Regions from separate parts of the Homo sapiens genome. Here all the other regions are linked to region 1. The links are chromatin contacts, found by Hi-C or POLR2A ChIA-PET in ENCODE. All regions are on one chromosome and are shown on one strand. Each heading gives the region's core, a stretch centred on a gene start or an enhancer-like site at or near the end of the contact. The rest is flanking DNA. Distances are from core to core; before and after follow the strand shown. Region 1 holds the start of CRAT (carnitine O-acetyltransferase). Region 2 overlaps GPR107 (G protein-coupled receptor 107). Region 3 overlaps DNM1 (dynamin 1).

Evidence for each region. A loop is a pair of places that touch in the nucleus more often than their neighbours do. ChIA-PET counts read pairs that join two places held with the same protein, here RNA polymerase II (POLR2A). Pooled maps may share reads with other maps.
Region 2: a loop to region 1 is called in a map of B cell, with 7 times the contacts of the local background. The contact joins the enhancer-like site here to the promoter of CRAT in region 1. A Hi-C loop is called at or near these places in 2 of 168 maps with a recorded cell type or tissue (B cell and Right ventricle myocardium superior), 2 of 37 single-sample maps with no recorded cell type and 3 of 50 pooled maps.
Region 3: a loop to region 1 is called in a map of CD8-positive, alpha-beta T cell, with 12 times the contacts of the local background. The contact joins the enhancer-like site here to the promoter of CRAT in region 1. A Hi-C loop is called at or near these places in 1 of 168 maps with a recorded cell type or tissue (CD8-positive, alpha-beta T cell) and 7 of 50 pooled maps. POLR2A ChIA-PET finds 5 or more read pairs at or near these places in 1 of 52 experiments (WTC11).

The regions. Positions count from the first base shown.
Region 1 is chr9:129,109,278-129,112,494 of GRCh38, reverse strand. CRAT (carnitine O-acetyltransferase) reads left to right here and starts at 1,702. Exons shown (of 14, transcript NM_000755.5): 1 at 1,702-2,012. The coding sequence starts at 1,986. PTPA (protein phosphatase 2 phosphatase activator) reads right to left here and starts at 1,080. Exons shown (of 10, transcript NM_178000.3): 1 at 864-1,080. The coding sequence starts at 894. RefSeq lists silencers at 767-816, 1,507-1,946 and enhancers at 344-884, 817-1,096.
Region 2 is chr9:130,060,542-130,063,758 of GRCh38, reverse strand. All of the region lies in intron 1 of GPR107 (G protein-coupled receptor 107), which reads right to left. Among named protein-coding and RNA genes, the nearest start is that of GPR107, 8.2 kb to the right of the region's middle. Within about 2 kb of position 1,763, at least 4 of the 41 ENCODE cell types and tissues checked have a DNase peak (open chromatin) inside an H3K27ac peak, as active enhancers do; they include B cell, where a contact is called at or near this core.
Region 3 is chr9:128,248,611-128,251,827 of GRCh38, reverse strand. DNM1 (dynamin 1) reads right to left here. Exons shown (of 22, transcript NM_004408.4): 19 at 3,075-3,217; 20 at 1,472-1,713; 21 at 888-1,103. Among named protein-coding and RNA genes, the nearest start is that of MIR3154, 5.2 kb to the right of the region's middle. RefSeq lists silencers at 932-1,021, 1,032-1,531 and an enhancer at 1,702-1,841. Within about 2 kb of position 1,612, at least 9 of the 41 ENCODE cell types and tissues checked have a DNase peak (open chromatin) inside an H3K27ac peak, as active enhancers do; they include CD8-positive, alpha-beta T cell, where a contact is called at or near this core.

The DNA of each region.
Region 1 (3,217 bases), core at 453-2,952:
CCAGGGACCCCAACATTGGAGACAGGATAGCAAGAATATCAAATGCTTTCAAAACATTAGCTGTGTTTGGTCGGCCAACCTATTTGCCTCTGTCGGGAATGTAAAAGTTATCTATGGCCAGTCCTTCTTAGTTCAAGGTAGGTCGGCAAACAGCCTTCTCCTTCTGCACAAAAAGGGTCTCTAAGATCCTTCCGTAGCACCTCCATCCCAGTTATTTAAGATGAACTAAAAAGAGGCTACAAGGTAAATAAGAGTTACCGAAGGAGATGCCGGAGAGACTAACCTCCTTGCACAACCAGCCTTTTAAAATTAGGGATTTAGACACCACGGGCAGTTTCCCTCAATAAATTCTCAGGCACTGGAACCAGAGAGTAGGAGGATGAGGGGTGAGCAGGACGCGGAGGCCGAAACTGGAGGCGAGGCGGGCGCAGGCCCACGGAGCACCACCCCATCCCCTAAGCAGCGACTAATAAAGACGGCAGCCTCCGGAATCACTTTCGCCCCCCTCCCTGGCAGCTTCCCCACCGAGTCAGCAGCTTACTTAAGCACGCGCTGCCCAGAGATGCAAAAGGCCCCCTTATGACCACGGCGCTGCCCACCCAGCATTCGGGCAGCCTGGACTCCCACAAAACCCAGAGTTGCGCCCCAATCACCACCCCTTTGCAGCCCCTGGTTCCCTCCCCAGCGGCGCCCCACCACCCACCTCTCCCCTAAGGCCATTCAACTCAGTCCCTCCTCGGGGCCCCTCAGCTTTTGCCCCTCCAGTTCCTCCGTGTCATGACTCTCGCCCTCCTGAGCCTCCCACACCTGGCACCGCCCCCACCCTACCCGACCCCGGCCCGGCCTGGCCCCGCCGGCCTTACCTGGCGGCGGCTGCCGCTCGCCCTCAGCCATCTTGCTCCGGCCAGGAGCCGACCCGGATGCTTGCAGTCCCCTCTCGCCTTTCACTCTTGCACCCACCCTTCCTCTCCCCGGCTCCACCAAAGGCTCCGAGCTTCCTGAAGACAAGTGAGCGCCGGCCGGCTATAACCGAAAACCGAGAGTTAAAGTCACCACAGCGAAGACGGCCGCCATGTCGGTGCGGGGCGCTCAGGGAGCAAGCCTATTAACGGCCGGCGCGCGGCGGACGCGCGGAACCGGGCGACGGCCATGTCAGTGCGGGGCGCGCGGGGCGCATGCGCGCCAACGGCCGCCAAGCGCTAGGACCGCTCACGGCCGCCCGAACGTCGGGCGCCGCGACTGCCACGATTGTGCGGGGCGTCAAGTTTGGGTTGTGCTCAGCCATGTTTTTCCGGGACAGTCTCCTGTCCCGGAGTACCACCTGTCATCTTTGTGGGTGGTACTGACCCTAACCCAAGGAATATTAGAGGACATTCCCCGGTCAACATGGTTGTGTTTTCCTATCACTCTAAGAGTTAGGCTCAAGGACACCAGACGGAGTTGGAAAGGTGCACACCACTACCTCCAACAGCTTAGAAGACATGTGGGGACAGGGGAGAGACAGCTGGACGGTGACCTCCTCCTTCCTCCTCCACAGGTCTCAATGACTCGCCCTCGGCCCTGCCCCTCTGTCCCCGCCCGCCGTGGTCCCGCCCCCGACTCGCAGCCAGCCTACTGCGACCCGCTACCGGGCGACGCCCCGCCCCTCCGTCCCCGCCCCTCCTGTCCCTCCTCAAGGAGACTCCGCCCCATCGATGCCCCGTCCCCGCCCCACAGCCAACCTCCCGGGCACCGTTGCCCGCCCGGGGCCCGCTACCGGCCCAGGCCCCGCCTCGCGAGTCCTCCTCCCCGGGTGCCTTCCCGCAGCCCGCTCGGCCCAGAGGGTGGGCGCGGGGCTGCCTCTACCGGCTGGCGGCTGTAACTCAGCGACCTTGGCCCGAAGGCTCTAGCAAGGACCCACCGACCCCAGCCGCGGCGGCGGCGGCGCGGACTTTGCCCGGTGTGTGGGGCGGAGCGGACTGCGTGTCCGCGGACGGGCAGCGAAGATGTTAGCCTTCGCTGCCAGGACCGTGGTGAGTGCGGCGGATCCCGGGCCTGAGGGCCCTGGACGGCCTGGGCGGGCCGTGCGGTTGCGTCCGGGAACGGAGACCGCGTCCTGCGGCCGCTGTTCGACCCGGCCTCCAGCTGATGGGGTGGGGTCAGGCGGGCGTCCCAGGTTTGGCAGAGCAGGAGATTGGGGCGCAAGGTCAGAAGCGGGATTAAACCCACGTCCTGGAGCATTCAGTTCCAACGACCCAGGAAAGACAAGGGGGACCCCGGCTTCAGTTAGCACCCCCACCCTTAGACCCAGAGACAGGCCGGTAGGGGAGAGAGACCAGGAGCATCCAGACCCTAGCTCACTCTCCCAGTTATTCTCCGATTGACACACCCGTCGCACGCTTAGGCCAGAGCCACTCCTCCGACCCTGTCCAGTTGGTCACACTCCTTTGGTTTATCAGACGGTCCCTGGGGAATTGTGTGTGGCCAGAGAAACACGCGGAGGCATCAAGCTAGAAAGGCCTCAGAACTGGCAGGTGGCAGCCCCATGGTCTCCCTCCCCTCCAGCCCCCTTCCCCACCCTGGCTGTATCCTTCCCTCCAGCCCCCTTCCCCACCCTGGCTATATCCTCCCCTCTAGCCCCCTTCCCCACCCTGGCTATATCTACCCCTCAGTCCTCCCCGGTGAGCAGCCCGGATGCTAGCCTAATTTCAGTCCCTTCCGTCCCTGATCCAAGCATATGTTGCTGGTGTCTCACTCTGTCTCAGACACACACTACGGGGCCAGAGGGCGGAGGGTGCATCCAGGCTCAGGCCTAGAGGCTCTTTTAGGTGTTGCAACACCCTGAGCCTCCACCGCACCCTTGTCACTGTCTCCCAAGCTGCATCCATCCCACAAACAGCCTCTAGATCATCCTCCAGGACCATCCGACTGGACTGGTTACCTTCCTGCAGGGAAACTGAGGCAAGGAGGGACTTGCCCAGAGTCCCCTGGACCTGCTCATTCAAATCCAGCCCAATCCCAGTGTCCTTTGGTTTATTTTTCATACCAAAAGTCCTCCGCTCTTGGACCCTAGCTGAATGAGCCACAGCTCAGGAAAAAATGAGTGTTCGTAGAGGGATGGCTCAGATGGGTCCCAGGAGTCCTGGAGAGAAACAGGAAATAGGCAGGGCTTCTGGCTGTCCCATCCACTGATGGCCTTTTCCTGGTGTCTGCTCCCTTGCACCAACCCTAATTTCAG
Region 2 (3,217 bases), core at 514-3,013, 950 kb before region 1:
TACAAAGGAAAAAGAAAAAAAAAGACAAAGCAATCACTGGAATTTCCCAGGGCTGTTTTATTAAGAAACCCCAGCAATCAAATATTTTATTATACTACACTGGTATTTTCAGAAGGAAGCACACTGGCATACATGCCACCAAACAGCAGTCACTAAAAAAGGCATGTTTGATGTGGAGTGTGGAAACTTGAATAAAGAAGAAAAACAAATAATAGGAAAAAATAATTAAAAACTGAAAAAAATTTTAAATAATTTAAAAAGCATGTTATAGCCGGGTACGGTGGCTCATGCCTGTAATCCCAGCACTTTGGGAGGCCAAGGCGGGCAGATCATGAGGTCAGGAGATTGAGACCATCCTGGCTAACACGGTGAAACCCTGTCTCTACTAAAAATACAAAAAATTTGCCGGATGTGGTGGCAAACGCCTGTAGTCCCAGCTACTCGGGAGGCTGAGGCAGGGGAATGGCATGAACCCGGGAAGTGGAGCTTGCAGTGAGCTGAGATCATGCCATTGCACTCCAGCCTGGGCGACAGAGCGAGACTCCGTCTCAAAAAAAAAAAAGCATGTTATATTTTTATGTATACACACATGCTAAAGAGCAGCTGCTTAATAGATATTCACACTTAAAAGAGATGAAACCCTGAAATGTCTGTTTAAAAAAGATCATTTACAGTGTACACTGAGGTTAGGAGTCATTCTAGTTCAAATACGCCAGACATTGGTATTAAAATAACCAAATCTTCCCTGTCTTATCCTCTCATAAAGAGTTCAGGACCAAGGTGGTAGGAGTGCTTGAGACCAGGAGTTCAAGACCAGCCTGGACAAAGTAGCAAGACCCCATCTCTACAAAATATCCACATAAAAAAATTAGTCAGATGTGGTGGTGTGCACCTGTAGTACTAGCTACTAGGCAGGCAGGCTGAGGCAGGAGGATCCCTTGAGCCCAAACGTTTGAGGCTGCAGTGAGCTATGATTGCACCACTGAGTTCTAGGCTGGGTGACAGAGTGAGACACTCTTATTTAAAAAAAAATAAAAGACGGATGGACAGACAAACGGAAGGAAGGAAGGAAGGAAGGAAGGAAGGAAGGAAGGAAGGCAGGCAGGCAGGCAGGCAGGCAGGCAGGAAGGCAGGAAGGCAGGCAGGCAGGCAGGCAGGCGAAAGAGCCACCATGCTATATCATAACTACCTGTCTATGGGCCTGTCTCATTTGTATATCTCTAGTGCCTAGCACATAGTAGGTATTTAATAAACGTTGAATGAATGAACTACTACTTAGATCAGTCTACTACTCAGTGCTATTATTATTATTATTATTATTATTATTATTATTATTATCATTTTCGAGACAGGGTCTTGCTCTTGTCACCCAGGCTGGAGTGCAATAGCGCAATCTCAGCTCACTGCAACCTCCGCCTCCCAGGTTCAAGCAATTCTCTTGCCGCAGCCTCCCGAGTAGCTGGGATTACAGGCATGCGCCACCACGCCGGCTAATTTTTTGTATTTTTAGTAGAGATGGGGTTTTACCATGTTGGCCAGGCTGGTCTCAAACCCGACCTCAGGTGATCTACCCGCCTTGGCCTCCTAAAGTGCTGGGATTACAGGTGTGAGCCACCGTACCCAGCCTCAGTGCTATTATTTTACATAATTTTATCTAATCCTCATAACTACCCTGTGGGAAAGCTACCATTATCCTTATTTTACAAAGTAGGAAACTAAGAATCCGAGTGGCACACGAACAATCAATCTCTTTCACTTCCTCTTCCAGACATAAGCTCTAACCTCATTTTGCCTTGGCTAATGCTTTTTTTTTTGAGACAGAGTCTCACCCTGTCACCCAGGCTGGAGTGCAGTGGTGCAATCTCGGCTCACTGGCCTCACTGGCCTACCAGGTTCAAGTGGTTCTCCTGCCTCAGCCTCCCGAGTAGCTGGGATTACAGGTGCCCATCACCATGCCCGGCTAATTTTTGTATTTTTAACAGAGAAAGTATTTCACCATGTTGGCCAAGCAGGTTTTGAACTCCTGACCTCAGGGGATCTGCCCACTTTGGCCTCTCAAAGTGCTGGGATTACAGGCGTGAGCCACCACGCCCGGCCTGCCCTGGCTAATTCTTACTCTTCCAGTCTCAGCTTTAATGTCACTTCTTCAGGAAACTACTTCCCTATGCCAAAAACCAGGGCAGGTTCCTCATCACGCAGAATAAAATCCACACATCCTACCATGGCCTCCAGGCTCATGTGTACCTCTCCCCTAGATCACTCTGCTCCAGCCATAGGGGCCTCCATAGACATGGGAACATGAAGATGCTCCCACTCAGGGACTTTGCACTTCCTGTTCCTCTGCCTGTGATATTCTTCCCTAGACCCTCAAATGCCTGGCTCATTCATTAAGTCCACTCACATATTAACTCTTCAGAGTCTCTCTCCACAGTAATTTCCAATTCCATTACTCTTGGTTCCAATACTGTTTTATTTTCTCATCAATTTATCCCATTTTTAAATTACTTGTGCATTCAGGTGTTTAGAAGCTAGCTGTCCATTACCACTAGAATGAATACTCCACAAAGGTCGGGGCTTAGTCCCGCTCACTGCCTCAGCCTGTGTCTAGAAGTGCCCACCCGGTATATAAAAGACACCTGAAGAGTATTTGTTGAATGAGTAAGAGACAGAAGGCATGTGTTGCGAAGTCATCCAGTAAGCTTAATGTCACTCATTTAAGTCAATGAATGTATATTGGCAGATTTTAAGTCAAAATAAAGTTTCAGGTGCATACTCCTTTTGTGTGATGTTCTGCTTTAACTTATCTTTTCATCCAACATCTTCTAGTCTAGATCCCATCAGCGAGGAAGGCTTCTAATATGACTAGCCCAGAAGTTACACTGCACTCGACAGCAGTGAGGACTGGCTATTCCCAAGTTCTGCTCTAAACTACATGCCTTGCTAAGCTGCTGACACAAAGTCTAGAGTATTTGAGTTATAATTTGTGGATAATTATCATAGAAGTATCAAACCCAAGAAATGCCCAAATTTCTGAGGCTTTAGCAAAGCACTTCCTGTCCACTTGCTCATTTGCAGCATCTACTTGAAAGCCAGAATGATCAGTCATCAAAATATTGTGTTTTTAACACAATATAAAAATCATATTTAGACAATTTTTGATGTAAAACTCAGATTAGCCGAGCACAGTGGCAAGCATCTGTAGTCTTAGCTACTTTGG
Region 3 (3,217 bases), core at 363-2,862, 860 kb after region 1:
GACTGGGAATTGGAGTGAACTTCCTTGAAAGAGAGTCATGGGTCAAGAAGGTCAAGCCAAAGGATGTAGTAGAAAGCTTTTCCCTAGAAATCTTTGGGAATGAAGCAGGCTTCAAGCACTCCCATCCCTGCCCCTGCCGCCACCCCTACCACATTGGTTTAGACTGGGTAGGGCCAGAAGTCGCGGAGGGGGTGGTTGGGGGGAGGAAAAAAGCCATCAGTTTGCCCACGGCCCAGGCTGCTTCCCCAGCTGCTCCTGTCCTAGCCCGGGCCTGGGTGCCATGCTTACACTCTCACACTCGTGTGCACGCCCACACACACATCACACACCTTTCTAGTCACACAGTCACAGCCTGGCCTCTGCTCCTGTGGGCCAGTGGCTGGACACCCCCTGGGATGGCTCAAAGGAGTCAGGGCTGGGAAGTGGGGACATCAGGGTAGCTGAAGGAAATCCACACACTCAGAGCAGATCGGGGTTCAGAGTCAGACCTAAGGTAGGCTCCCCAGGGGCTGGGAGAGGAATTGGACGGAATGGAGGATGGAGGACAGCAAGAAGAAGAAAGGAGGAGGAATGCAACGTGTGGGCGGCCGCCAAGAGTGAAAATAGAGGGAAGCGCCATGCAAGTGCTGGAAAGAAGGGGGCAGGTGGGACGAGCCCCACAGCCCCCTCCCCAGAAACGACCACCTCCGGGACTCAGCGCTCCCTCGGGGGCAGGCTCCGCCAGCCCTCGGCCACACGTGGCGTGGCTCCGGCACCCAGAGTCCGATTGCCTGGGATAGAAACGGCCGGTTCTGGCGGCCAGGTCCGATGCTCTGGAATCCAGCCCCATTTCCCTCCCGGCCACGCCCGTCCGGCAGCCTCTCCAGCCGCATTCAGCCCCTACTCACCTGGGGACCCCGGGCGGGGCGCGGTTGGGGCGCGAGGGCACCTGAGGGGGAGGGCCGAAAGGGTCAGGGGAAGCCCCCGGCCTGGAGGGCACGGGGGGCGCCCCCCCCAGGGCGGACCCAGCAGGCGGAGGCCCAGGAGCAGGGCCCCGCGACCCGGGCCGGGCTGGGGGCACGGCGGGGGCTCGGCGCTGCGGCGTGGGGCTGGACGTGGGCGACCTGAGGGCGACAGGGAGCGAGGAACAAGGAGAGGCGAGATGAGCAGCTCCGCCCACCCAGAGGCCCCGCCCCAGCCCAGTGCTGGCCACGCCCATGCACGCAAGCCCCTCCCTGCCGCACCCCTAAGGCGGTCGCCGGAGCTTAAGCCCCGCCCCCAGCGGCGCCAACGCCCCAGCTCCACCCAGCCTTGCAGCCAGCTCTCCACGGCAAGCCCCGCCCCGCGACAAGCCCCGCCCTCTCTAAGCTCCGCCCCTCGCTCCAGGTGGGAGCCACCCCGGTGACGCGGGCGCGCCACTGCCCGGTCCCGGCATTCCTCCCGCGGGCCCCGGGCTGGGGGGCTTTGGGGCCGTGGGGGCCGGCCCTGGTACCTGCGTCCGGCCGGTACGCTCTGCACCTGCAGCCAGGAGTCGTCCACGGGCGGGGGCATGGGCGTGCTGACGGTGGTCGTGTTGATGTCGCCGATGATGCTGAGCGCCTCCTTCAGTGCGTGGTACATGCGCAGCATCTCGTCGCGCCGCTGTGCCTGCTCCGCCGACTCCTCCATCAGCGTGTTCTGGTCCCCACACGAGTACAGGTTGGCCAGCAGCTCCGAGAAGATGAACTCCTTGGTCTGCGAGTAGGCAAAGAGGGAAGGAGGTGGGGACCTGATGCCTGTGCCGCCCTGGCCGCCCCACCGGGCCCTGCTGGGACTGTGAGCTGGTGTGGCTTTTCAGACGCGGCTCCTACACTGCGTAGACTGGAAGATTCACCTCCCCACCGCGCTTTTCTCACTCAGATGAGGACACTGAGGTCCACAGGAAAAGTCATCTGACCAAGGTCACAGAACCGGGAGGGGACTTAGGACCTATCATGCCACCAGAACTCTTGTCTACTCAGTTGTTTTTTTTTTTCTTCTTCCTGGAGATAGGGTCTCGCTCTTTCACCAGGCTGGAGTACAGTGGGGAGATTACCACTCACTGTAGCCTCAACCTCCTGGGCTCAAAGTTATCTTCCAATGTCAGCCTCTCCAGTAGCTAGGACTACAGGCACGTGCTACCACCAACCCCAGCTATTCTTTTTTTTTTTTTTGAGACGGAGTTTCACTCTTGTTACCCACGCTGGAGTGTAATGGCACAATCTCAGCTCACCGCAACCTCCGCCTCCCGGGTTCAAGCAATTCTCCTGCCTCAGCCTCCTGAGTAGCTGGGATTACAGGCATGTGCCACCACGCCCGGCTAATTTTGTATTTTTAATAGAGATGGGGTTTCTCCATGTTGGTCAGGCTGGTCTCAAAATCCCAACTTCAGGTGATCTGCGCACCTCGGCCTCCCAAAGTGCTGGGATTACAGGCATGAACTACCGCGCCCGGCCAACCCCCGCTATTCTTTAAAATTTTTGTGTAGAGACAAAGTCTCACTGTGTTGCCCAAGCTGGTCTTGAACTCCTGGGCTCAAGTGATCCTCCTGCCTTGTCCTCCCAAAGTGCTGGGATTACAGGCATGAGCCACCGTGCACAGCCCCTCATTATATTTCTTCTTCTTTTTTTTTTTTTTTGAGATGGAGTCTCGCTCTGTCGGCCAGGCTGGAGTGCAGTGGCAGGATCTCGGTTCACTGCAACCTCCGCCTCCTGGGTTCAAGTGATTCTCCTGCCTCAGCCTCCCGAGTAGCTGCAATTACAGGCTCACGCTACCACACCTGGCTAATTGTTCTATTTTTAGTAGAGATGGGGTTTCACCATGTTGGCCAGGCTGGTCTTAAACTCCTGACCTCACGTGATCCACCTGCCTTGGCCTCCCAAAGTGCTGGGATTACAGGTGTGAGCCACCGCGCCCAGCCCCTCATGATATTTCTATTGGACAGCTCTGGTCTGGACCGTGCCTCCCTCCCTGGACCTGGTCCCATAGGGCTGGTTGGCATCTCCCCCAGGCCAACATGGCCACCTGCATCCCCAGTGCCACAGGATTTCCCTGCCCCCATGCAGTGGAGCACGCACATTGTTAATCATGAGGTGCATGATGGTCTTGGGCATGAGGTCCCTCACGGTCTTGTTGACAATGGCCATGTATGAGTCCACAAGATTCCGGATGGTCTCCACTTGCCGTTCCAGCTGTGGGTCCATGGAATGCATGAAGCTGT